Regions from separate parts of the Homo sapiens genome. Here all the other regions are linked to region 1. Evidence: chromatin loops called from intact Hi-C (ENCODE). Cell type or tissue: PC-3. All regions are shown on one strand.

The links. Peaks named below come from ENCODE experiments on the same cell type or tissue, not always from the same donor. Only the 100,000 strongest peaks of a DNase experiment are listed, where the experiment ranks them.
Region 2: a loop joins it to region 1, with 17 times the contacts of the local background. A loop is called at or near these places in 107 of 110 quality-filtered maps.
Region 3: a loop joins it to region 1, with 8 times the contacts of the local background. A loop is called at or near these places in 5 of 110 quality-filtered maps.

What each region holds. Positions count from the first base shown.
Region 1 is chr7:155,341,768-155,349,767 of GRCh38, reverse strand. No RefSeq gene overlaps it. Among named protein-coding and RNA genes, the nearest start is that of BLACE, 22 kb to the left of the region's middle. RefSeq lists an enhancer at 1-647 and a silencer at 4,633-5,022. In PC-3, a CTCF peak has its summit at 4,672 (motif pointing right); a DNase peak (open chromatin) is centred at 4,647; H3K4me3 peaks cover 871 bases.
Region 2 is chr7:155,187,412-155,195,411 of GRCh38, reverse strand. No RefSeq gene overlaps it. Among named protein-coding and RNA genes, the nearest start is that of INSIG1, 110 kb to the left of the region's middle. In PC-3, a CTCF peak has its summit at 4,617; no DNase peak of the experiment used is centred here; H3K4me3 peaks cover 348 bases; H3K27ac peaks cover 1,640 bases.
Region 3 is chr7:155,249,251-155,257,250 of GRCh38, reverse strand. It overlaps LOC105375587 (a long non-coding RNA gene), which reads left to right and starts at 3,145. Exons shown (of 5, transcript XR_001745437.2): 1 at 3,145-3,235; 2 at 3,719-5,338. In PC-3, a CTCF peak has its summit at 4,443; no DNase peak of the experiment used is centred here.

The DNA of each region.
Region 1 (8,000 bases):
GCGTACTCCTTGACCCTACTGGTGGAGCTCCGATGATGGCCGAGCCTGCACTTGCGAGGTCTCTGCACCCTCTCTGAGCTTCCTGCGGGAGGGGGGCGGGGCCGGCTACGCTGCATGGGGAGCAGCTGGGTTTCCAAGGCAGGAGAACCCCAGGACGACGCGGAGGAAGCCTCCAGGACGGAGGTGGTGAAAGGAGATCTGCAGGCTGTGTGAAGGACACTCATGCCTTGCCTTCCAGAGTCCCTCCTTCGCTTCTCAGCAGTTTTGGTGGCTGGCTCCAGACTCCGTGGCTCTCCTGCTCTCTCCACCTCCCAGGTCTGTCATTGCCTACAAAGGGCAAAGTGTGGTGCCCGGTGGCAGGACGAGGCAAGAATGAGCGTCGTCATCTCCTCCCACAGGCACCGAGAGTTTTGGCCCTGTTGTTTTTGTGCAGGAAGAATTCCCCAGCCTTCTCTTTTGTTTTTCCCCCTTACTAATATTATTTTCCAGCTGTTTACCCCCACGAATGAAAAAAAGTGTATTTTTCTTCATTACTGCGCCTGCTACCAAAGTGACGCATTTACAAATTCATTTTGGCAGAGGCTGCAGCATCTGTTATAATTTTTACCTGGTCCCCAAGGGCAAAGCTTCTTGCCTTGCTGGCTTCAAATTATTGTTGGTAAGTATCTTCTCTCTCTTCCTAGGTTTTGACAGTAGGCAGGAGCATCTGGGGATTAATGGAAGGCCCCATTCTCCACCAGGTCAGACAGACGGGTTCGCAGCCAGACACCTGAAGGCAAGTAAGGCCACCTGGCCAGAGGTCCTGGCATGGGGCAGGCAGTGAGCAGGGTGGGACATACCTGGCAGCCCTTTCCCTCTGCAACTGCACCACTCAGCCCTGACAGTGGTGCTATGTGGGTGCTCTCTCTATGTGGGTGCTCTCTCTATGAGTGCTCTATGTAGGTGCTCTCTCTATGTGGGTGCTCTCTCTATGTGAGTGCTCTCTATGTAGGTGCTCTCTCTATGTGGGTGCTCTCTCTATGTGGGTGCACTCTCTATGTGGGTGCACTCTCTATGTGAGTGTTCTCTATGTAGGTGCTCTCTCTATGGGGTACTCTGTGGGTGATCTCTCTATGTGGGTGCTCTCTGTGAGTGCTTTCTCTATGTAGGTGCTCTATGTGGGTGCTCTATGTGGGTGCTCTCTCTAGGTGCTCTATGTGAGTGCTCTCTAGGTGCTCTCTCTAGGTGCTCTCTCTATGTGAGTGCTCTATGTAGGTGCTCTCTCTGAGTGCTCTCTCTATGTGGGTGCTCTCTATGTGAGTGCTCTATGTGGGTGCTCTCTCTAGGTGCTCTATGTGAGTGCTCTCTATGTAGGTGCTCTATGGGAGTGCTCTCTATGTGGGTGCTCTGAGTGCTCTCTCTATGTGGGTGTTCTCTCTATGTGGGTGCTCTCTGTATGTAGGTGCTCTATGCGAGTGCTCTATGTGAGTGCTCTATTTATGTAGGTGCTCTATCTATGTGAGTGCTCTATGTAGGTGTTCTCTATGTGAGTGCTCTCTCTATGTGGGTGCTCTCTCTATGTAGGTGCTCTATATGGGTGCTCTCTCTATGTGGGTACCCTATGTGGGTGCTCTCTATGTGTGCTCTCTATGTGAGTGCTCTATGTAGGTGCTCTCTCTATGTGCGTGCTCTCTCTATGTAGATGCTCTCTCTATGTGGGTGCTCTCTCTATGTGGATGCTCTCTCTATGTGGGTGCTCTATGTAGGTGCTCTATGTGAGTGCTATGTAGGTGCTCTCTGTATGTGAGTGCTCTCTATGTAGATGCTCTATTTGGGTGCTCTCTCTATGTGGGTGCTCTCTCTATATGGGTGCTCTCTCTATGTGGGTGCTCTCTCTATGTAGGTGCTCTTTTTGTGGGTGCTCTTTATGTGGGTGCTCTATGTGAGTGCTCTCTCTATGTGGGTGCTCTCTCTATGTGGGTGCTCTATGTGTGTGCTCTCTCTATGTGAGTGCTCTATGTGAGTGCTCTCTCTATGTGGGTGCTCTCTCTATGTGGGTGCTCTCTCTATGTGAGTGCTCTCTATGTAGGTGCTCTCTCTATGTGGGTGCTCTCTCTATGTGGGTGCACTCTCTATGTGAGTGTTCTCTATGTAGGTGCTCTCTGGGGTACTCTATGTGAGTGATCTCTCTATGTGGGTGCTCTCTGTGAGTGCTTTCTCTATGTAGGTGCTCTATGTGGGTGCTCTATGTGGGTGCTCTCTCTATGTAGGTGCTCTATGTGAGTGCTCTCTAGGTGCTCTCTCTATGTAGGTGCTCTCTCTATGTGAGTGCTCTATGTAGGTGCTCTCTCTGAGTGCTCTCTCTGTGTGAGTGCTCTATGTGGGTGCTCTCTCTAGGTGCTCTATGTGAGTGCTCTCTATGTAGGTGCTCTATGGGAGTGCTCTCTATGCGGGTGCTCTGAGTGCTCTCTCTATGTGGGTGTTCTCTCTATGTGGGTGCTCTCTCTATGTAGGTGCTCTATGCGAGTGCTCTATGTGAGTGCTCTGTTTATGTAGGTGCTCTCTCTATGTGAGTGCTCTATGTAGGTGTTCTCTGTGAGTGCTCTCTCTATGTGGGTGCTCTCTCTATGTAGGTGCTCTATATGGGTGCTCTCTCTATGTGGGTACTCTGTGGGTGCTCTCTGTGTGTGCTCTCTATGTGAGTGCTCTATGTAGGTGCTCTCTCTATGTGAGTGCTCTCTCTATGTAGATGCTCTCTCTATGTGGGTGCTCTCTCTTTGTGGATGCTCTCTCTATGTGGGTGCTCTCTCTATGTAGGTGCTCTCTCTATGTGAGTGCTATGTAGGTGCTCTCTGTATGTGAGTGCTCTCTATGTAGATGCTCTATTTGGGTGCTCTCTCTATGTGGGTGCTCTCTCTATATGGGTGCTCTCTCTATGTGGGTGCTCTCTATGTAGGTGCTCTTTTTGTGGGTGCTCTCTCTATGTGGGTGCTCTCTATGTGGGTGCTCTCTCTGTGAGTGCTCTCTCTATGGGTGCTCTATGTGAGTGCTCTTTCTATGTGGGTGCTCTCTCTGTGTGAGTGCTCTCTCTATGTGAGTGCTCTCTCTAGGTGCTCTATGTGAGTGGTCTATGGGGGTGCTCTCTCTATGGAGGTGCTCTATGTGAGTGCTGTCTCTATGGGGGTGCTCCCTCTGTGTGGGTGCTCTATGGGGGTGCGCTATGTGAGTGCTCTGTCTATGGGATGCTCCCTCTGTGTGGGTGCTCTCTCTGTGGGGGTGCTCCCTCTGTGTGGGGGCTCTATGGGGTGCTCTCTCTATGGGGGTATTTTCTCTAGTGGGTGCTCTGTGTGAGTGCTGTGTCTATAGGGTGCTCCCTCTGTGTGGGTGCTGTCTCTATGGGTGCTCTCTCTAAGGGATGCTCTCTCTATAGGGGTGCTCCCTCTGTGTGGGGGCTTTCTCTATGGTGGTGCTCTCTCTATAGGGATGCTCTCTATGGGGGTGCTTTCTTTAGGGGGGTGCTCTATGTGAGTGCTCCCTCTGTGTGCGTGCTCCCTCTGTGGGTGGTTTCGCTAAGGGGTGCTCTCTCTAAGGGGTGCTGTCTCTATGGGGGTGCTCCCTCTGTGTGGGGGCTTTCTATGGTGGTGCTCTCTATAGGGATGCTCTCTATGTGGGTGCTTTCTTTAGGGGGTGCTCTATGTGAGTGCTCCCTCTGTGTGGATGCTGCCTCTGTGTGGGTGCTTTCGCTAAGGGGTGCTCTCTCTAAGGGGTGCTGTCTCTATGGGGGTGCTCCCTCTGTGTGGGGGCTTTCTCTATGGTGGTGCTCTCTAGGGGTGCTCTCTCTATGGGGTGCTCTCTCTATAAGGGTGCTCTCTCTATAAGGGTGCTCTCTCTATGGGGGTGCTTTCTCTAGGGGGGTGCTCTATGTGAGTGCTGTCTCTATGGGGGTGCTCCCTCTGTGTGGGTGCTCTCTCTATGCAGATGCTCTATATGGGTGCTCTGTGGGAGTGCTCTCTATGTGGGCACTCTCTTTAGTGAGTGCTCTATGTGAGTGCTCTCTCTGTGGGTGCTCCCTCTATGTGGGTGCTCTCTGTATGTGGGTGCTCTCTTTACTGAGTGCTGTATGTGGGTGCTCTCTCTATGGGAGTGCTCTCTGTGTAGATGCTCTAGTGAGTGCTCTCTTTATGTGAGCGCCCTCTTTATGTGAGTGCTCTATGTATGTAGGTGCTCTCTTTATGTGGGTGCTGTCTTTAGTGAGTGCCCCCTCAATGTGTTACTTGCTCTATGCGATGCTCTCTTATGTGACTCTGCAGTCCCTGGAACCACTGAAGGGGCGGATGGTTGTTATAATCGGATGAGAGCAGCTAGTTAAAAAAGCAGATTGCAAGGCGGCTGGGGACTGAGTGGACCCGGTGGCTATTTCTATTACATTTGTAATTTGACCTTCCAGTTTTTTACGTTTCAGCCACTTACGTGTCATCCCTGCTCTCAAAGCTTCATTTTCAGCAATCTAGAAAACAAGCCCCAAGTCCCTGTCTCTTGTAACCTCAGTGAATACATTGCCGAAAGCTCCGTCTAGTGTGTATACAGCTTAAGGAAAGACAACCGACGTACACGCTGCATTTCTCAGCGACGAAATTCCCACTGCCTTGTGCCTTGAAGTCAGTCGCCGGCAGGGCTCCGCGCTCTCTCTAGGGTGGGCGGGAGTCGGAGCGCGCGGCGCGCGGATGGCCGCCAGGGGGCGCTGGTGCGGCGCGGCGGGGGCGAAGGGGCGGGGACTAGCCCAGGGCGCCACTCAGTCCCCGCGCGGGAAGCTTTGGGGCGCGCTGCCCTGCGGCGTGGGGCGCGGCGGCGTCCGACTGCGGGGTGACCGCCCCTCCTCGGGCCGGGGCCTCAGCAGCCGCCCTGGCCCCTGGATTGCGCTGGCGGGACAGGTGTGTGGGAGGAGGAGGCTGAAAGCGCCCTCCCACTAAGGACACACGGGCGCAGGGGAGCCCCGGGAGGGCCACGGGGGAGCCCCGGGAGGGCCACGGGAGAGCCCCAGAAAGGTCCCAGGAAGGACTCGGGAGAGCCCCAGGAAGCTCCAGGGAGAGCCCCAAGAAGGTTCCGGGAGAGCCCCCAGGAAGACCCCGGGAGAGCCCCAGGGAGGTCCCGGGAGGGCCCCAGGAAGACCCTGGCAGAGCCCGAGGAAGATCCCGAGAAAGCCCCAGGAAGGTCCCGAGAGAGCCCCAGGAAGGCCCCAGGAAGGTCCCGGGAGAGCCCCAGGGAGGTCCCAGGAGGGCCCCAGGAAGCGCCCGGCAAAGCCCCAGAAAAGGGAAAGCGCAGAACCAGCCCCAGGTCGGGAGGCCCCGCAGCAACAGGAGTGGTGTCAAGGGGAGGTTGCCTGCACCACGGCCGGCCGTAGGGCCCCACAGTGTAGGGTGTGGGTTTTTTCATTGTTTTGTTGTTGTTGTTGTTTATTTGTTTGTTTTTTGAGACAGTCTCGCGCTGTCGCCCAGGTTGTTGTGCAGTGGTGCGATCTTGGCTCCCTGCAACCTCCACCTCCCAGGTTCAAGCGATTCTCCTGCCTCAGCCTCCCGAGTAGCTGGGACTACAGGCACATGCCATCACGCCCAGCTATTTTTTGTATTTTTAGTAGAGACAGGGTTTCACCATGTTGGCCAGGATGGTCTCAGTCTCTTGACCTCATGATCCACCTGCCTCGACCTCCCAAAGTGCTGGGATCACAGGCATGAGCCACTGCGCCCAGCCTAGGGTGTGGTTTTATGAGGCACGATGCCCAGGTAATATCCCCAGGTGGGCCGCAGGTCACTAAAGGTGCGTTTCTGCCATTGGTGAGGTGGGAGAAAGGCCCTGTGCCTCACAGTGGGCAGATCTTTCTGGAATGCGAGCTGAGGCCGTTGAAGCGCCTGCTGTGTGTGGGGCAGAGACAGGTGACAAGCCTTGGCCTGCCTTTGAATCCCTGTCTTTGGCTCCAGGGGCCACTGGCAGTGTCTGAAGCTGATTTGGTTGCAGGAGGGGCTGCCACAGGCATCTAAACGGGCAGAGGCCAGGGATGCAGGCAGGCCCACCGCCATGCACACGATGGCCCCACAGAGAGGCCCCCAGCCCTGCACAGGACAGCCCCACACAGTTATCCTGTTCAAATGCCACTGAGGCGAGGCTGAATATCCTGGTCAAGAGAGACAAAGACAGGCATCCACAGAAATGCTCTGATGGGTTCCCAGGGGCATGGGGACAGGGTGAGGAGCCACTCAGCCGTACAGTATAGCCGTCCCCCTGGCAGTGTGGGCATTGGCCCTGTTCCCTGGGCTCCAGGACAGTTACTTGCAGATTTCTTGTTGCATTTGGACTCTGTTTACCATCACTCCATGGATATTAACAGGGTGCCTACACTACAAGTTCAGATCGCACGAGGGAGACCAGGTCCCCTTCCATCTGTTAGGACCGCAGTGGGGAGAGCTACAGTGGCCCCTCAGGCTTGGATTATGCCAGGTGAAACCCCAGTAGTTGCTGTGATCTGGCTGCGTGAAGTGCATGTTCTGAGTGGGTTAAGCAAGACAGATCGTACAGAGTTATTGGTGTTCAAAGATGAGTTAAACAAAAGAAATCAGTAGGGTTACTAAAGTAGAAATAGTTAAAACAGAACAACAGAAAACCAAGCTTGTAAACTGAATGCAGAATCACAAAGTTTGTGGAAAGAGGTGATGCATGATTCAAAAATCTATCAACATACCAGGAATTTGGAAGTGGGGAGTGAGAAAGAAGTAGAGGAAAGTGAAGATATTTGAACTATATTGGGCAGTGGGGGTTGGGGAGCTCTTGCTAACAAATATTAAAGAGGCAGATGGTAAAGAATGGTTTAGAAAAATGTCAAGGTTACTACTTTAAAAGTACAGAGAGCTTTCACATCACGAAAGATGATACGAACAAAATAACAGCCCTCCATAGCTTTCTCCCGCTGCCTCACAAAATACCGCAGACTGGGTGGCTTGAACCACAGACACTTATTCCTCAGGCTCTGGAGGTTGGAGGCCTGAGGGGTGGGTGCCAGCATGGCTGGGCTCTCGCGAGGCCCCTCTTCCAGGCTCACAGAAGGCCACCTTCTTGCCCTGCCCTCCTCAGTGGCCTTTCTTGGTGCCAGCATCGGAGGAGAGAATGAGCGAGCTCTCTGGTGTCCCTTGTTATGAGAGCACTAATCTCGTGGGATCAGGGCCCACCCTTATGGCCTCGTGTAACCTTAATGGCTGCCTTACTTCACGTACAGCCATACCGGGGTTTGAGGCTCCAGCATGGGAATTTTGGGGCCTCGCCAACATTCAGTCCATGGGAGGCCCCTAGGACGAAATGCTGGGCTTGAAGGAAACTGCATAAAGCAAAACAGAGACATCTCGGAGCAAGGGAGCTGGGGACCCACAGCCACACAAGGGAGCCGGGGAAACCACAGCCACGCAGACCATTGGTGTTTCTTGTTGTGATCAAGAGACAGAGTTTTTAAAGCAATGTTACACATAAACATCAAAACAATATTGAACTTCCAGGGAAGAGAATGGGTTAAGTGGGTTAGAATTTCCAAGATGTTAGGGGCTGAATTGTGTCTCCATAAATCCAAAGGATGAAGTCCTAACCCCTAAGACCTCAGAAGGTGACCTTATAGGGAGATAGGGTCTTTACAGAGGTCATCAAGTTAAGATGAAGTTGTTAGGGTGAGCCCTAGTCCAGTATGACTGGTGTCCTTAAACATGGGGGACATTGGACACAGACACCCACAGGGAGAGCCCTGCGGGAAGGTAAAAATAGCTGTCTGCAAGCCCCGGGGGGAGGCCACAGAATGTGGCTGTATTTGGAGCTAGAGCCATTCAAGAGGAAATTAAGGTCAAATGGGTTCACTGGGGTGGACCCTAATCCCATAGGACTGGTGTCCTTAGAAGAAGAGGAGATAAGGACACAGACACACAGAGGCATGACCATGTGAGGACCCAGGGAGATGGCATCTGACTGCAAGCCACAGAGAGAGGCCTCGG
Region 2 (8,000 bases), 150 kb after region 1:
TTTGAAAGCCTCTTTTACAATACTTAGTCTGTTGATATTCATTACTGCTAATTTTTTTTATAAATTATGAGGCAAAATGATTCAAAGTACCTTGACTTTATTTCATTTAATGTTTTTTGTTTGGCTGAAAAACTACCTTGTTTCATACAAGGACTGAGACCCCTGCTTTTTCTGTTTTCAATTGCAAAGTGGGGACTGATCCTGGCATCTGTTTCACATCAGCCGGTGGATTAACATGTTCATAACAGGTAAAACCCCTATGCCAGGCTTCCTCAACCTCTGCCTCATTGACACTTTGGGCCTGGTGATTCTCTGTGGCAGGGGCTGCCCTGTGCCTTGTAGGATGTTTAGTAACATCCCCGGTCTCCGTTCATTCACTGATGCCAGCAGCACCCTCCACACCCCTCCCCAGCTGGGACAATCCAAACTGTCCCCAGACATGGCCAAGCTTGTCCAGGGGGATGAAGCCTCTCTGGATGAGAAGCACTGACCTGGACAGTGCGGCACAGGTTTGTGCTGTGTGCTTGTTCGCCATGGCCTGCATATCCCAGCTCTGTCCCGATGGCATGGAGCACGGCGGTGTACCCTCCACCCGGAGTTGTCAGGATGATTAGGACGCCCCATGCTCCCAAGGCTTTCCGCGAGGCTGTCATGACTACACAAACATCCTGCAAAGTTGCAGCTTTCAGCCCCTGCAGCACCCCGATCCATTGCCCCTCAGACCCTGCTCAGGGGCAATCCACCCCTAGTGAGGGCGGAGGAGGTGGGGGAGGCGCTGGATATGAAGCCACTGTGTAACACACAAAGCACTATTCAGAAATCAGTGTTACTATCTCTCCCTGGATGGCACAGAGTGGATTAAGGAGCAAAGACAAATTGCTGGGCTCTTGCGACTCTGACCTCTGGGTCATATTTGCTTCTCTGCGAACAATGCAGATTGTCCTCCTGCAAGCTGTTTACAGCTGAGAATAAGCAGACGGCGAAGCAGTTAGTCTCCTTCAACCTTGGCTGTTGCATCCTTAACCAATGGTAACACCTTCCTCACATAGTGCTGAGAAAGAAATCAGGCACTTATTAAATTGTAAAGCACTGAACAAAGTATAGGCTGGTATACTGATAATGATGCATAACTCTGTAGCTCTGGGGTTAATTCTCAAAAAGCACCTTCAAACTTTCTGATTAATAATAGCGCTATCCCACTAAGAACTTAGCCTCCTTACCAGATGCACACTGGAGAAAGTGTGTTCAAAGGATTCACTGTTGCTTGTTGGCTATACCATGCATTATATATCATGCTCCAACTGGTTTTAATACGACCTTATTTGCCTCTCCAAATTCTTTATAAGTAAAGGATGATGCAGTTAAAAGAAGGAGTAACAATGAACTGTGCATCAGACGTTGGGTGAACAAGCAGGCCCAGGCCCCACTAGAGGGTGATTCAACTCAAGAGAGTGGGAGGAGGATAGAAGGAAACAGGGAATGTGGCTTCCACACTGTCCCCTCCACAGCACAGTGTCTGCCCCCATGCCATGCTGGTTTTGCAATATCACCTTCATGAGTCTGTCTCTTTGTGTGATTTTGAAGCTGTTCTGCAGACACTATCATTGCAGCATCTTCTTTCATTTCCTTCTCCGGAAATTAATAACATTTGCTTCTTAAAAATAAACCTGAAAGAAAGCAATTTTATGTATGTGTTAAGTTACACTCTAGATTTAGAGCTTGTTCCACACATTCCTGTTCTGAAAGGGTCCTGGGCACTGAAAACTCTAGGCTGTAGGGTTGAGGATGTGGAGAAGGGACCCGCTGAGCTCTGAGGATGGTCTGCGGTTGGAAGCCGGGGGTCAGTGCTCAGAGGAGCAGCCCCACATACCCCATCTGGGTGGGTGCTTTGTAGTCTTCTCATGGGGAGAATGGGCTCCTTCCCCTCCGCTAGTGCCGGGCTGGCCCTGAAGCTTGCTCAGGGGTGGGAGGGATGAGGCTGGGTAACTTCCTCTTCAAATGCCTGGGGCTCTTGCTTCCCCATCCTGGGAACTGTCCTCTTGGAGGCTAGCACCTTTGTGAAGTCTGACCATTGGGACTGCCATGCTGGGAGGCAGCCCAAGTGCAGCGCAGAGAGTCGGGGTGTGTGTCCAGTTGCCCTGTGGTTCCAACCGTCTCAGCTTAGGCATGTGAGGGAAGGTATTCGCGTCCTGGGGTGGCTGTAACAAATCACCACAAACCAGGTGGCTGAGAATAACAGAAATGTCTCCTCTTGCTGCTCTGCAGTCCCGAGGTCTGGAATCAAGGTGCCAGCAGGTCCCACTCCCTCCAGAGGCCCTGGAGAGAATCTATCTTTGTCTCCTGGTGGCTGCTGAGATTCCTTGGTTTGTGGCTGCATCCCCCAGTCTCTGCCTCTGTCTTCAAGACCCTTGTCTGTCCTCTGTGGTGCTTCTGATTTCCCTCTGCCCATCTTATGGGGACACATGTGACTGTACCTAGGACTCCATTGGATAGCCCAGGATCAGCAACTCCTCTCGAGGTCCTTAACTTCATTGCGTTTTGCTGTACAACATAACAGACCCCAGTCCCACTGGCACCTCCTCCTCTGATTTCTGAGCTCCCACTGTCTGCACCAGTGGCTTGAAATGTTCTACGTATTTCCTGAAATGTATTTTGTATTATTTAATCTTCAGGTGTTGCTTTTGTGGACACCGCTAGATTGCTTGCTCCCTGAGGTCAGGGGCTGTGTCTCACGGGGCTAGTTCCTCAAAGACACGGGACACAGACTGACTCCAGCATCTGTCAAAGATTCCTCCACTTCTGACACCATTGAAGCAGAGACTCCCTTCCTTTCTCCTCTCACACAGCCTCTTTTCACCTGAAAGAGGTTTCTACTTCTCAGGTTTGGCAACAAGCTTAGGTTCCTCTCTTTGACGCTGTCTATGGAATCACAAATGCCACCTGCCTCCCCTCTCAGCCTTCATCTTTCTGGATGAAAGAGTCTTTCCAGTTTTCCTCCCTCCCCACGTGCATGCCCCGGCTTAGGGTAACCATTCCCTGTGATGCTGTGGACATCATTTCCCCAGGGGTTAACCTCAACCTCATCTCAAATTTCTCTCCTGATTCAGTTAACTACTTGAGTAAACCTTATAAACTTAACAGTTAAATATAAGACTCTCATACAAATCTGGAATGAACACATCAGAGATTTGCTTAGCCCAGACTGGGAAAGGGCAAAATTGTACAACTGGTTCAAAGAGTGGCTGACAGAGTTTTGTTTCATCAGCCAACACAGCCCCTGTAAAGGAAGTCTGCTAAGTTAGAGGCCAAAGTGATCAATATCCTACCGCAAACTAAAACCACGGCCTTGGGGGCCAGTAGTTTCAGTGATTTCATTCTCCACCAGACTGAAATCATTTGCATCTCTACTGACAAAATATCTACAAATTAACATGTAACTTCACAAAGTCTAGGCCCTAATCAATGGTAAATAGCAAGTCAAATGAAGGTCCAGTCCTCCCCAAAAATAATGAAGCCAGCCTGGGGTGGACTTGAATGATGGGTGGGTCTTGGCTGTATGGTGACTGCCAAGCACTGGGTGATTTTCTTTTTTTTCTTTTTCACTTTTTTTTTTTTCTGAGATGGAGTCTCGCTCTGTCACCCAGGCTGGAGTGCGGTGGCGTGATCTCTGCTCACTGCAACCTCTGTCTCCTGGGTTCAAGTGATTTTCCTGCCTCAGCCTCCTGAATAGCTGGGATTACAGGCATGCACCATCACGCAGGGCTAAGTTTGGTGTTTTTAGTACAGACGGGGTATCACCATGTTGTCCAGGCTGGTCTGGAACTTCAGACCTCAGGTGATCCACCTGCCTTAGCCTCCCAAAGTGCTGGGATTACAGACATGAGCCCCCGTGATCGGTCCGCGATTTTCTTATACATAGGATAGATGGGGTGAACTCAGTGGGTGCTGGATGGATTGACGGAGGACCCACCCTATGTATAGACGGCCGGGATGGATCCTCTGTGAAATGTAGTTTTAAAGACTGGCAGGTTTCCGACCCCTGACCCTGTGCCCTGGGCCTGGGCACCCACCCGTCCTCTGCACCTGCGCCTCTCAGCAGCCCTAACTGCAGAGCTCTGCTCCCGGACCCGGCCCCCGTGGCAAGTGGGAGGAAGGGAAGGCCCAGGGCCAGAAGCCGAGGCCACAGGTCAGCCCCCACCCCCACACACCTGTAATGTAAAATGCCCATTTAGCCAAATTTAAAAAGTAACCAGAAACAGGTGGAATGCATGTTAATAATGTCCTGTTTAATCCAGTCCCGCTGGAACATTAGCATTTCCACATGTAATCAATTTAAAAAGTCTCAATGACTGGCTCGCTTTTTTTTTTTTCCTACGGTCTTCAAAATCTGGCGTGCGTTTCAGTCGCCGCACGTCTCCTTCGGAGGCTGAATGATTAGCCATTGCAGCAACATGTCGCCCTAGTGGAACCATGAAGGTCCATTTAAAGGAAAAATAACGTACATAGCTTCCATCTTTCAATCTAAATTCATCAGAATAAAACGTTAGGGGTTCAGCCTCTCTGGCCGCGTCCCAGGTGCGCACCAGTCCCGCGGCCGGAGCGGGAGAACCAGCGCGCGCCGCCGGGTGTGAGTGCCGCTCAGTGGCCGCGCTTGGTAGTGCAGGGTCCCGCCCCGGGGTTTGAGATTTGAGCACATTCTCCAGATGTTTCTATGAAGATTTGGGGGTGGGAGTCGGGTGGGAGTGAAAGAATGCACAGAGAAGGAGAGTTGGAAGAAGAAGGGGTGTTGTGTATGTTCAGTTCCAGTTCACCAAATCGCTGCGGGGGGGGGGGGGGGTGATTGTCACAGACGAGGTGGCTTTAACAATCATTTATTTCTTCACAGTTCTGGACCCTGGAAGTCTGAGATCAAGTCCAAGTCCAAATCCAAGATCAACAGGGTTAGTTTCTCCTGAGGCCTCTCTTCCTGGTTTTCCAATGGCCACCTTTATATCACAGAGAGAGAAAGAGAGACAGAGAGAGAAACAGAGAGACAGACAGAGAGAGCTTCTCATCTTCTTCTAGGGCCACAGTCTTATTGGGTTAGGGTCCCACCCTTCTGACCTCATTTAACCTTAATCACCTCCTTAGAGTCCCCATCTCCAGGTATAGTGACACTGGGGGGTTAGAGCTTCAACTATAAATTTGGGGGGACATAACCCTGCCCATAACAGCAGTAGTTACCGCATTCTACAGTAAGCAACTGAGGCACAGAAAGGCTAAGACTTGCCCAAGATCACACAGAGCCAGGGCCTGTCCCACGGGGGCTGGCTCTAGAGCCCGGGTTTCTCCCTTGAGTGTCCTCAGCCTCTTCTTGATCTTCAGTACCCCCACGCCCCTACCCCTACCCCAAACCCACGTGCTCAGAAGCCTCAGCCTCATATCTCTGTTCACCAAATCAGACCCCTCCTTTCCCTTCAAGCTTGGATTTCTACTCCCTTAGGCCAGGGAGCAAAGTGTAAAACTTAATAATGGGCTTTGACTAGTCCTGGTTTTTACAAACCCGGTTCACTCTCACAGGCTTGAGTGTGTCATAGCCAGGTGACTGGAAGTTAGCTGGCAGTGTCTATTCTGAGCACGTTAGCCATGAGCTCGCTGACGTTTCTGCAGAACGCCCCTCGCTGGGCTATGTGCGGCGTGCGGGCCACGTCTGAGGGGGATGTGCTGTCGTAGACCCAGCACAGGGTCTGCCCAGCTCAGAAAGGCCTGCTGCAATTTGATTTTTAAATGTAAGCGCATTTTCATTGCACACGTTCACTCACTGGTTCATATGTGTGAACTACATTTGTTGTCACTCTAAAGTTGAGGAAGAGGATGTGTAAAATCTGAAGGTGAAGCTGGCAGTGGGCCTTTGTCCAGATAGAAGTGGATCCACTTTTGTTCAGCTCACCAGGCAGAGGCGCCTCCGCTCTCATGCCTGAAATACGAGATGATACAGAAATAGTAAGCTGCTTACAAACTGGTGATACTTACTGGCCTTGCAATGAAACAAATTCCTTGATGATGCAATATCAACCCTGGATTATCCAATATCAACCCTGGATTATCCCTAGAACAGTTAGGGCAGGACTTGTTGGAAATGCAAAATTTCAAGCCCCAGCCCAGAATTACTGAGTCAGAACCTTGGGGCAGCCCAGCCGTCAGTGTCCACGGCTCTGACGCATGTTCGAGGTTGAGAACCACTTTCCTAGAGATCAAGTCCCATTCCCAGCAGCCTAATGCAATTCGGGGTCTTTACCTTAATGCAGCCTCTCCACATTGCAGCTGGGCAATTAGAATGACACTGAATGCACCTTCACAACTTGTGTGGCAACACGACTCCTGCTGCAGGCTGCAGTGCAGTGCTGTCAGGACAGCGAAAAGCCTGTGAGGAGATCTTGGGGAGCCCTTCACTGCCTCGGGGAGCAGCCCCAGTCAGGCCAGGCCTGGAGCCTGCATAAAATGTATTTATGTCAAGGCTGGTGGGTCGCTGTGTCTCTGAGACACAACTCACATTAGCCAAGCACGCAAGATGGGCACAGAAGACCAAATGCCATTGGCTGTCTTAGGCTAACATGGGAATTGACTGTATGGGGACCACAAAACTCAAAGTCCCTTCCACAAAGCAATACTCCCTACAGGCAGATCCAAGTCAGCATCAGAAAGTTGTCTAGGGCAGCTGGGATTGGAACTTGGAAATAACAAGAATTGAATATCTAATGTCTTCAGGGTTGGGGAGAGGTTAGAGAGGAAAAAGGGTGTGTGGAGGTGGGGTACAGGTATTGATTTCATTTATGTATGACCATTTTATCCTTTTCAGAGACATGAGTCATAAACCCAAAGTCACATTTCTCTTTGTCTTAGAAAAGTGTCTAAGTAACTGACTGTTCATTAAGAAGGCAAATACAAACTTCATCTGACCACATCCTGTCGTTTGAGGCTGGCAGCAGCATTGCCCTAAATATCCACTATGGGCTGGGCATGGTGGCTCATGCCTGTAATCCCAGCACTTTGGGAAGCTGAGGCGGGTGGATCACGAGGTCAGGAGTTCGAGACCAGCCTGGCCAACATGGTGAAACCCCATTTCTACTAAAAATATAAAAATTAGCTGGGCGTAGTGGTGCTCGCCTATAATCCCAGCTGCTCGGGAGGCTTAGGCAGGAGAATCGCTTGAACCTGGGAGGCGGAGGTTGCAGTCAGCTGAGATCAGGCCACTGCACTCCAGCCTGGGCAACAAAGTGAGACTCCGTCTCAAAAAAAAAAAAAAAATCCACTATGGATTGACATAGACCCAACGCAGACATCCCTACATCAGAGCTCTCCTCTGGAGAGACTTCAGGAGGGAGCCTGCAGATCAGACGCCACATAGAGAAGGGCCCTCTCTCTCTCTCTCATGGTGGGGGCTGTGGGGTGAGTGCCTGGGTTTCCCCAACAGGGACACCCAGTGTGGGAGCACACATGAGAGAAAGGTCCCATCAGACCTTCTGGAGGCCAAGCCACGTCCTCTGCACCTGGCCTGACGCATGGGCTGAGCAGCTGTGTGGGGGTGGTCTGGACACATTGGTGCCCTTCCTTTGGGCCCATACATTTCCTCAGCCCCAGATTACACAGCACCCCCAAAGCAGAGGGCACAGCAGGGAAGTGGGGTTGGCCCTGTGGTCACCCTCAGGCTCCCCAAGATGCCAGGAAATGGATGCCCCCTTCTTTCAGTGGCACTGGGGCCCCTCCTAGCCTCAGTTCCCCAGGCATGGTCAACCCCACGGAACTCAGGTTCCCATGGGCCACTTAGCGCAGCACTCAGACCTCCTGGGCGAGTACGGCTAATGCTCTTTTGCAACCTCCCACTTTGTGCTCTGAACTGAACAGGTGCCTCTTCGGTGCTGAGGACAGTTCCTCCCATCCAAAGTCGTGGGGATCTCCAGCCAGATCATCCCTCCTCAGACAAGGAGAGCTGCTGGCATTGGCGTGGAGAGGCAGCAGCT
Region 3 (8,000 bases), 93 kb after region 1:
CTCAAGGTTTCCTTTTTTACACGTAAAATTCTGACCTTGAGGAAGTTGGGGACTTTTCTGTCATTTAGGCCAACACTGAGCAATTAACTTTTTAACAATCCCAGGGCTTTGCATCTTTGTTTTTTCACTTTGATTCTTTTATGTCTAACAGTGGGAAAAGGTAGCATCTGAAACAAATTAATATGTGGCCCAGGGGCAATTCGAAACAATCTGGGCAAAAGTCCAATCATATTAGCTGCAGCATCAGAAGCTGGAGTGACCCTTGACTATGGACACAATTCCTATCTGTGCTGGGAGAGGCCTTTCAAAAAAAACCCCCGAACCTTTTAGGTTTTCAAGAGTAGATAATAGTAGCAGTAGGTTCTTTCTACCCTACTCCGAAGTCATTCCATTTCCATCTGGATTCCTTAGCACTTGTGTCCATCTCTGGGCTACACGGGTGCTTTTCTGTGCTCTCCTGTCATTTTCCATGCGCACAGAAAGTGGGTAAAGTAGTAACGCAGGCATAAACCGGAGTTATCGTCTTGTCCCTCATGACATGATAAGCCTCGTGAACTCAGAGACTGTGGACATTTAATCTCTGCACACAACACCAAGCATAACAGCTCACTCACGAACCCTGTGATGCTGGATATGGGGTCTGCTCGGTCCTCCCCCTTGCCCCAGGCCTGCTAGGGACAGTTTGTTTTTGCTGGATCATCTGCAGGCTCTCGCCATGCAAAGCCAGTGTCTTAGCTCAGGCTGCCGTGGCAAAATACCACAGACTGGGAGTTTCCACAACAGACAGTCATGTCCCCCAGTTCTGGAGGCTGGGAGTCTGAGATCGGGGTGCCAGCAGGTCAGGGTCTTCCTGGGCTGCAGACGGCCACCCTCTCACTGTGTCCTTACGTGGCAGGAGAGCAAGTCCTCTGGCCTCTTCTCATGAGGGCACTCGTCCCAGCACGAGGGTTGTATCACCAGGATTGCACCGAACCCTGATTATCTCCTGACGTCCCCATGTCCAAGCCCATCACACTGGGGGTTAGGACTTCAACATGCAAATTTTGGGGGGTGGGGGCGGCACTAACACTGAACTCATAACAACCAGTAGAATGGACTGGAGCTGTGTGGCCTCCGTGGCAGTCCTCAGCCACTTGCGGCTTTTGAGAATGTGGCCAGTCCAAATGGAGACATGCTGTCAAGTGGAAGAGGCACACGGCGTTTCGAAGGCTGCTTAGAAAAAAAAAGTAATGTATCTTATAAGTAATTCATTGATATTTTGGATGTACTCGGTTAAAGCATAATATTAAGTTTCATCCTTCTTTTACTTTTTACAAATGTGTCTATGAGATAATTTCGACTCACACATGTGGCTGGTGACGCATTTCCTTTTTAAGAAATGCATATGTTTAAGGGTGGACGTGATTTTTAACATTTATGACCTGCTGTGTTGATATCCATAGACATGGTGATTAAGACAGTCAGGCAAGTTCTCAAATCCATCACCGCCCGGTCCTCCTCCTCCTCCTCCTCCTCTTCTTCCTCTTCTTCCTCCTCTTCCCCTTCTTCTTCCCCTCCCCCTCCCTCTCCCCCTTCCCCTTCCCCTTTCCCCTTCTTCTTCTTCTTCTTCTTCTTCCTCTTCCTCTTCCTCTTCTTCTTCTTTTTCTTCATCATTTTGGTGGTAAGAGAGTCTAAAATCTACTCTCCTGGTGAAGTCCCGGGGTGTGCTGCAGTGCTGTGAACTGCGATCTTCCTGCGAGCCAGCCTCTGGACTGATTCCTCCTACCTCACTGCGACTCTCTCCCCTTGACCTGCATCTCCCCATTTCTCTGGAGCCTCCCTGGTAACCCCCATCCCATCTGCTTCTGTATAGCTGGGAATGTTTTCCTCTGGGCGGGGAAATAGAAGAGCCCAGAGGGACGGGGCTGGGGAGGAGCTGGGGGCCTTGCTTATGACTGGCTCAAGCAGGGCCGCTGTGGGCACAGGGCGCTGGAAAGGCCAAGGCAGAGGTCCTAGAGAAATGCGGCTCCTGGTTAGGAGCACCAGAGGTTAGGATTCCTTTTCAATGATGTTTAGTTTCTGGATTTGAGTCTCTGAATGGGACCTTATGCAGCGAATGAGCCACAAGGAGCCGCTTTTACTTGCCTCACACACGGTATTCATGAAGATCTTCACTCAGCGCAGCATCCCTGAAGGAACGGGAAAACAAGGTTATCACAAATATGAAGGCACTGATGGTAAATTCAGTTCTTGCAGGCATAGAACTTTCTCCATCCATTGAAGCTCCCCGGAGATTGTGGTATGGAATAGAGGAGAGGAAGTTAAAATGAGACGTGGCCTTCCTGGGTCTCACGTTACTCCCGTGGAGCATCCAACTCTTGTCTAGGCTTGAGCGTTGGCCGGGGTTGGGGAGTAGAACCTCAGACCCACCATATTTTTTAGCCTGGGGGCTGGGAAAAGGGAATAGGAAGTCATAGCTGTCTCATCCTACTCAATCTTACTGCCCTTTGTATTGGAGAAGGTGCAGAAACCATTTCAGAGCAGCCTCTGTCTTGCTTCTCTTCTCCATTTCTTTTTTGTCCTTTTCTTTCCTTTTTTCTCCTTTTCTTTTTCCCCAAGGGAAGAGGAGAAAACTAAAGAAAAGGGTTTGGGCCAGATAGTTCAAAATAGAAACGAGATGGCAGGGAACGCATTCTTACAACTTTCCTGCACCAGAAACCAGGCTCCAGCACAATGCATGAGGCCAGGATGAAGCCACTGAGGTGTTAGGATTAGACTAAGGAATCCTGCAACCAGCAACAACGTTTCCTCAGGTGCTGGAGAGCAGAGGAGTGGCCTGTCTTTTAGGGAGCACAGCATGGATTGAAAACCCTGAACCCAGGCCAGGGCGGGCAGGGCGTTTGGCACAGGTGAGCGCCTGGCTCTTACATGAACCCCAAAAGGAAGCAGCATGATCCTCATGTTTCCGGTGAGGAGACCATGAGGAGATGCAGTCACCTCCTCAGGCCGCCCTGCTAGTTGGCGTTGAGGACAGGCTGCGCACCTCCCCGCTCTGTGGGCAGGTGTGCTCAGCCTTGCCAGGTTGTTACACAGTTTCCAAGACATTGCAACATTGTTGCTATCAAGTAACAGTGAGATAAAGAGGACTGCCCTGCAAGCTACCACAGCCAGAGGCTGGGTTCCTTCTAAATGGTGGGGGAGTGAGAAGCCTGTGGGCCATGGAGCTCTGGGAAGCTTCCAGAACATCAGGCTTGAGGTGGGTCTCCATCAGTATTGAGTGGGTGGGGAAGAGCCATGGGGAATGGCACAGACAAGGTACGGGGTGGTGTGGGAGGCACAGGTGTGTTTGAGGGCTGAGGGTCTGTTCACGTGGTAGAGACGTGGGGGATGCGGCTGGAAAGTGAGGGGCCAGGAACTTAGTCTGGCAGGAGGCAGTTTTCGGTAAGCAGAGGGGAGGGAGACAGTGAAGGTTGTGGAAGGATAGTGGAAACAAACAGAGCAGGCGCCTTCCACACTCCAGTCAGGAAGTGCAGACTGGGGGCTCCAGGGATGCCCCCATCCAACCCCTCAGCCTCAGAGGAGGACGGAGCTGCAAAGGAGGAATACCTCTCCAGGTCCCACAGCCAGGGAAGTGCTGTGGTCCCCACACTCCCTTCAGCTGCCCGCCAGGGACCACTAGCCCTACGTGGGTTTTTCAATTTAAATTAATTAAAATGAAATGAAAATGTCTGCTTCTCAGCCGCCCTGGCCACATTCATGTGTTCCACTGCCACGTGTGCCAGTGACTACTGTCGGGATGTGCCAGGTCTAGGACATTCCCACCGCTGCGGAAAACTGCGCTGCTTCTCCTGTGGCTGCTTCTGCCACGTGGCCTTGAAGGAAACCCACGCTCCAGGGAGGCTGGGCATTGCCTGCCCCTGGACCCCAGTCGGAGTCCCCCCTGGTGGCTGCCTGGGCCTCAGCCACGGCCCCTGAGCAGCTTCCAGCATCCCGAAGGCTCTGCCCCAGGTCCGAGGCCATTCCACGGTCGCTCCCTGCTTCCTCTCCTCCTCCGCTCCCCTTGCTTGTGTCCTTGGCAATGCCCTGCCCCAGTTTCTGCCCCAGAGCCGCTGGCCAGAAATGGCTGAGGTTCGTAGCTGGAGGAAGTGGGCCTGGGCTGACGAGGTGGCACCACTTTGTCCTGGAACATCCCGCCCCTTGGCCTGGGTTCCGCTTGGGAAACAGGCGAGGTTCGAAAGGTGAGTTTTTAGAATTGTCCAATGGCAAGCTGTGACAGTTGTGTGTACCCTGGAGCTCATCCCACCGTGGAAAACTCTGGGAATGTCTGTCTCCACAGTCCTCGGCAAGCGGCCCCAATAGTGGCATTGTTTCAAGCTTTTGGAATATTGTTTTTGGGAAATAAAGTGACTCCTGCTCATTTAGCTGTGCCAACTCACTTGTTTGTCTTATTCTTTTTGCTCAGCAGGTGGCATTTTTGTTCAGTGATTTTATTTGTATCCGCCCGTGTTCATCAACTATGACATATTAATCATGCAAATTAGGATATGATTAATGAAGGAAAAATTAATTCCGCCACTGCATCTGGGTCTGCTGTGACAGCTTAGTGAATGCCCTCATTCTCTGATGCCATCAGCAACTTCTCCAGGGCCGCTGCCGATTGATATATTAATGTTTAGGGTAAAGGTTAGGGACCGAAGCCCAGAGAGACTTTCCTCTCCAGGGCTGGTGTTACAAGCACATATTTGCCTGACAGTGCACATTTTTGAGACAGCGTGTTGCTAAACCCCGTCCTCCTTCCCACTGTGTGAACAGTTTGTAGGAGGAGGGAGTTCGCTCTGTCTTTCGGTGTCTTCTAGACTGAAGCCCACTGTGTCCAGGGCAAGCTCCCCGACCAACTCTGACTCTTGCTGTTTCCAAGGTCCCAGCTTCTTGTTTTCCAGATGCTATTTGCAGACCACGCAGTGACCCATTCGTCCTTGGTAAGTGCTCCTTCTCCTCAGGACTCTGCTCTGGAAACATGAGCTAGGGCTGCAATAAGTTTATCTTCATGATACAGAGTCCTGCAGATAATTTAAATGAGTGCCCCACATCATTTTCTCCCATTGCCCTCTGGTTAACCCTGATTTCCACCCCGCACCCGGAGCTGAGCCGTGATCTGCTTATTCCTATCTGCTTTCACTCATGTGCTCCGGTAAGTCAGGTCCACAAACAGAATGTTTTCTTGGAACTTGGATAACCTTGCCCTGTGCACCATGGGAACACCCCCTGGGAGAGATTGTGCCATTCCGGAGACTCCCTAGGTCACACTACCTCTGTCAGAGGACTTGGCTGGACCTGAGAGAGCGAGTGGGCAGTGGAGGTAGGATACAAGGTGCTCCATCAGGGAGGGGACCAGGAGGACATGTGGTCACCAGAGACCATGGAATCGCAGCCTGTGTTCACGTTGGGTCGACTGTGGATCCAAGCCTGTCCAGGGATTGCAATTTACCTCTGCCCCACCCTGAGGCCATGGAACGGAGAGGCACAAGACCGGCAGCTGAGAGTTTGCTAAGCCACCTGCCTTCTGGAGTCTCTTCACCTTTCTTTTGTTTGTTTTGTTTTTGTTTTTTTTGAGATGGAGTCTCACTCTGTCACGTGGGCTGGAGTGCAGTGTCATGATCTCGGCTCACCTCAGCCTCCACCTCCCAGGTTCTAGCGATTCTCTGCCTCAGCCTCCTGAGTAGCTGGGACTACAGGCCTGTGCCACCATGCCCAGCTAATTTTTGTATTTTTAGTAGGTTTCACCATGTTGGTCAGGCTGGTCTTGAACGCCTGACCTCAAGTGATCTACCTGCCTCGGCCTCCAAAAATGCTGGGATTACAGGTGTGAGCCACCAAGCCCAGCTTCTTCACCCTCCTTTTGATATTTTTGTGACTTCTGTTGCTGAGATGCTCTGAGCCTGGGTCCCCACCTTTTGACTTCCCTCTTGTATAGATTCATCCTAATTCTTTCTTTCCCACTAGCATCCCACCCCTTCCCTCCCATGCCTATTTATCCTGTGCCATCTGCCTTCCAGTGCCCCAGGGCAGGTGGTGGAGAGAGATGGATTGCAAACAAGAGACCTAACCCCAGTCCAGGAGAGGGAGAGGATGCTGGGAGCTTGTCATGGGAGCCACAAAGCACCACAGACCAGCAGGTTAAACAACAGGATGGACAGCCCCACAGTTCTGGAGGCTGGAAGTCCGAGACCAGGTCAAGATCCTCAGTGTTGACTCCTTTGGAGGCAGTGAGGGGGAATTGGCCCCAGGCCTCTCTCCCTGGTGGGCTGCTGACCATCTTTGGCCCCTTGGCTTAGCGATGGCCTTTTTCCTGTGTCTTGTTCTTGGTCTTCCCTCCATATGCACCCTTTTCTCTCCACAGGGTATTCTTTTCATAAGGAGCAGTCAGATTAGGGGATGCATTCCTCCAGGATGACCCTTCTTAGCTAATTACACCTGCATGGCCCTATTTCCAAGTAAAGTCACCTTCTGAGGTGCTGGAGGCCAGGGCTTCATCATAGGAATGTGGAGAGGAGGAGACACCATTCAGCCCCAAACAGGGCAAAGGTCGAACAAGGGGAGAGCAGCTGGTGACAGGAGCCCTTGGGCTCTGACAGCTCCCATTCCGCCCACCTGTAAGGGGCTCCTTCCATTGTGGGGTTGCGACTCTTATGGCAGCCCTTCCTCCTGCTGGAGAAAACTGTACTGATGGGTCTGCGGGGTCTCTGACTCAGGACACCTCCATGCTGCACTTCTTTATTGTTTGTTTGTTTGTTTGTTTGAGATGGAGTCTCGCTGTGTCACCCAGCCTGGAGTGCAGTGGCAGGATCTCGGCTCACTGCAACCTCCACCTCCTGGGCTTAAGTGATCCTCCTGCCTCAGCCTCCCAAGTAGCTGGGATTACAGGCACCCACCAACATGCCCGAATAATTTTTGTATTTTTAGTAAAAACAGGGTTTCACCATGTTGGCCAGGCTGGTCTTGAACTCGTGACCTCAGGTGATCTGCCCACCGTGGCCTCCCAAAGTGCTGGGATTACAGGTGTGAGCCACCGCACCTGGCCACCTCTCTGCTGTACTTCTAAGGAGCTGGAAGGCTGGGTAAGGGTGGCCCCAGCCGCTACCCCCTCCCTGGAGGGTTTTGAGACCCTGAAAGACACAGGCCGTGGCTGTGCAATGGAAAGAAACCATGTCACAGTCATCTTACCTTCGTTACCTGAGAAAAGCCTACATCAGCGACTGTTCTCTCTTGGGTGCAAATAGAAGAAATACAACCTAATTCATGTTGGTAGCAGGGGAAATTTATTGGAAAATTGATGCAACTCCAGGGAAGGCAGGGACACAGCTGCCTCCAGGAACAGCAGGGCCTCCCTTCCCCTCCCTGTCCTTGCTGTCCCAGAGGTGGCTGGGGGAATCTTTAAGGAATCTTGAATCTTGAGGTTGAGTTCCTTCCATGTTCTTTAGGATAGAGACTGGAACAGCGCCCAATTATCCCCTGGGTGTTAGAACAACAGCCCAACACTACTGCACCCGTCCTGAGTGGAGGGAACCTCTCCTGGGTTTCCTCACATTCTCCTCAGCACCCGGGCGACACTGAACCACGGGGCTCCCAGGGCCCTTTACTCACTGTCTTTCAGGTTACTGCCAGGACATTTCAGCTGCTGTGGACGTGGAAGGAAAACGTGTCACTGGGGAATGAGAGGTGACCCGGCCACTTCTGGCTGAGTGAATTAGGGCAAGATGCATCCCCTTCGACCCCTGGAGAGTCAAGCTTGAAGGTCTTGCAGGGTTTGTGGGTGGGTTAAAACCATGTAACACCTGGTATGGGCTGAATCGCATCTCCTCAAATCTGTCTGTGGAAATCCTAATCCCCAGGACCTCAGAATGTATTTGGAGATGGGGTCTTCCAAGAGGCGACTGAGTTAAGTTGGGGTCATATGCGTGGACCTTAGTGCAATATGCAAAGGGCAGGTTAGACACAGACACACGCAGTGGGAAGACCTG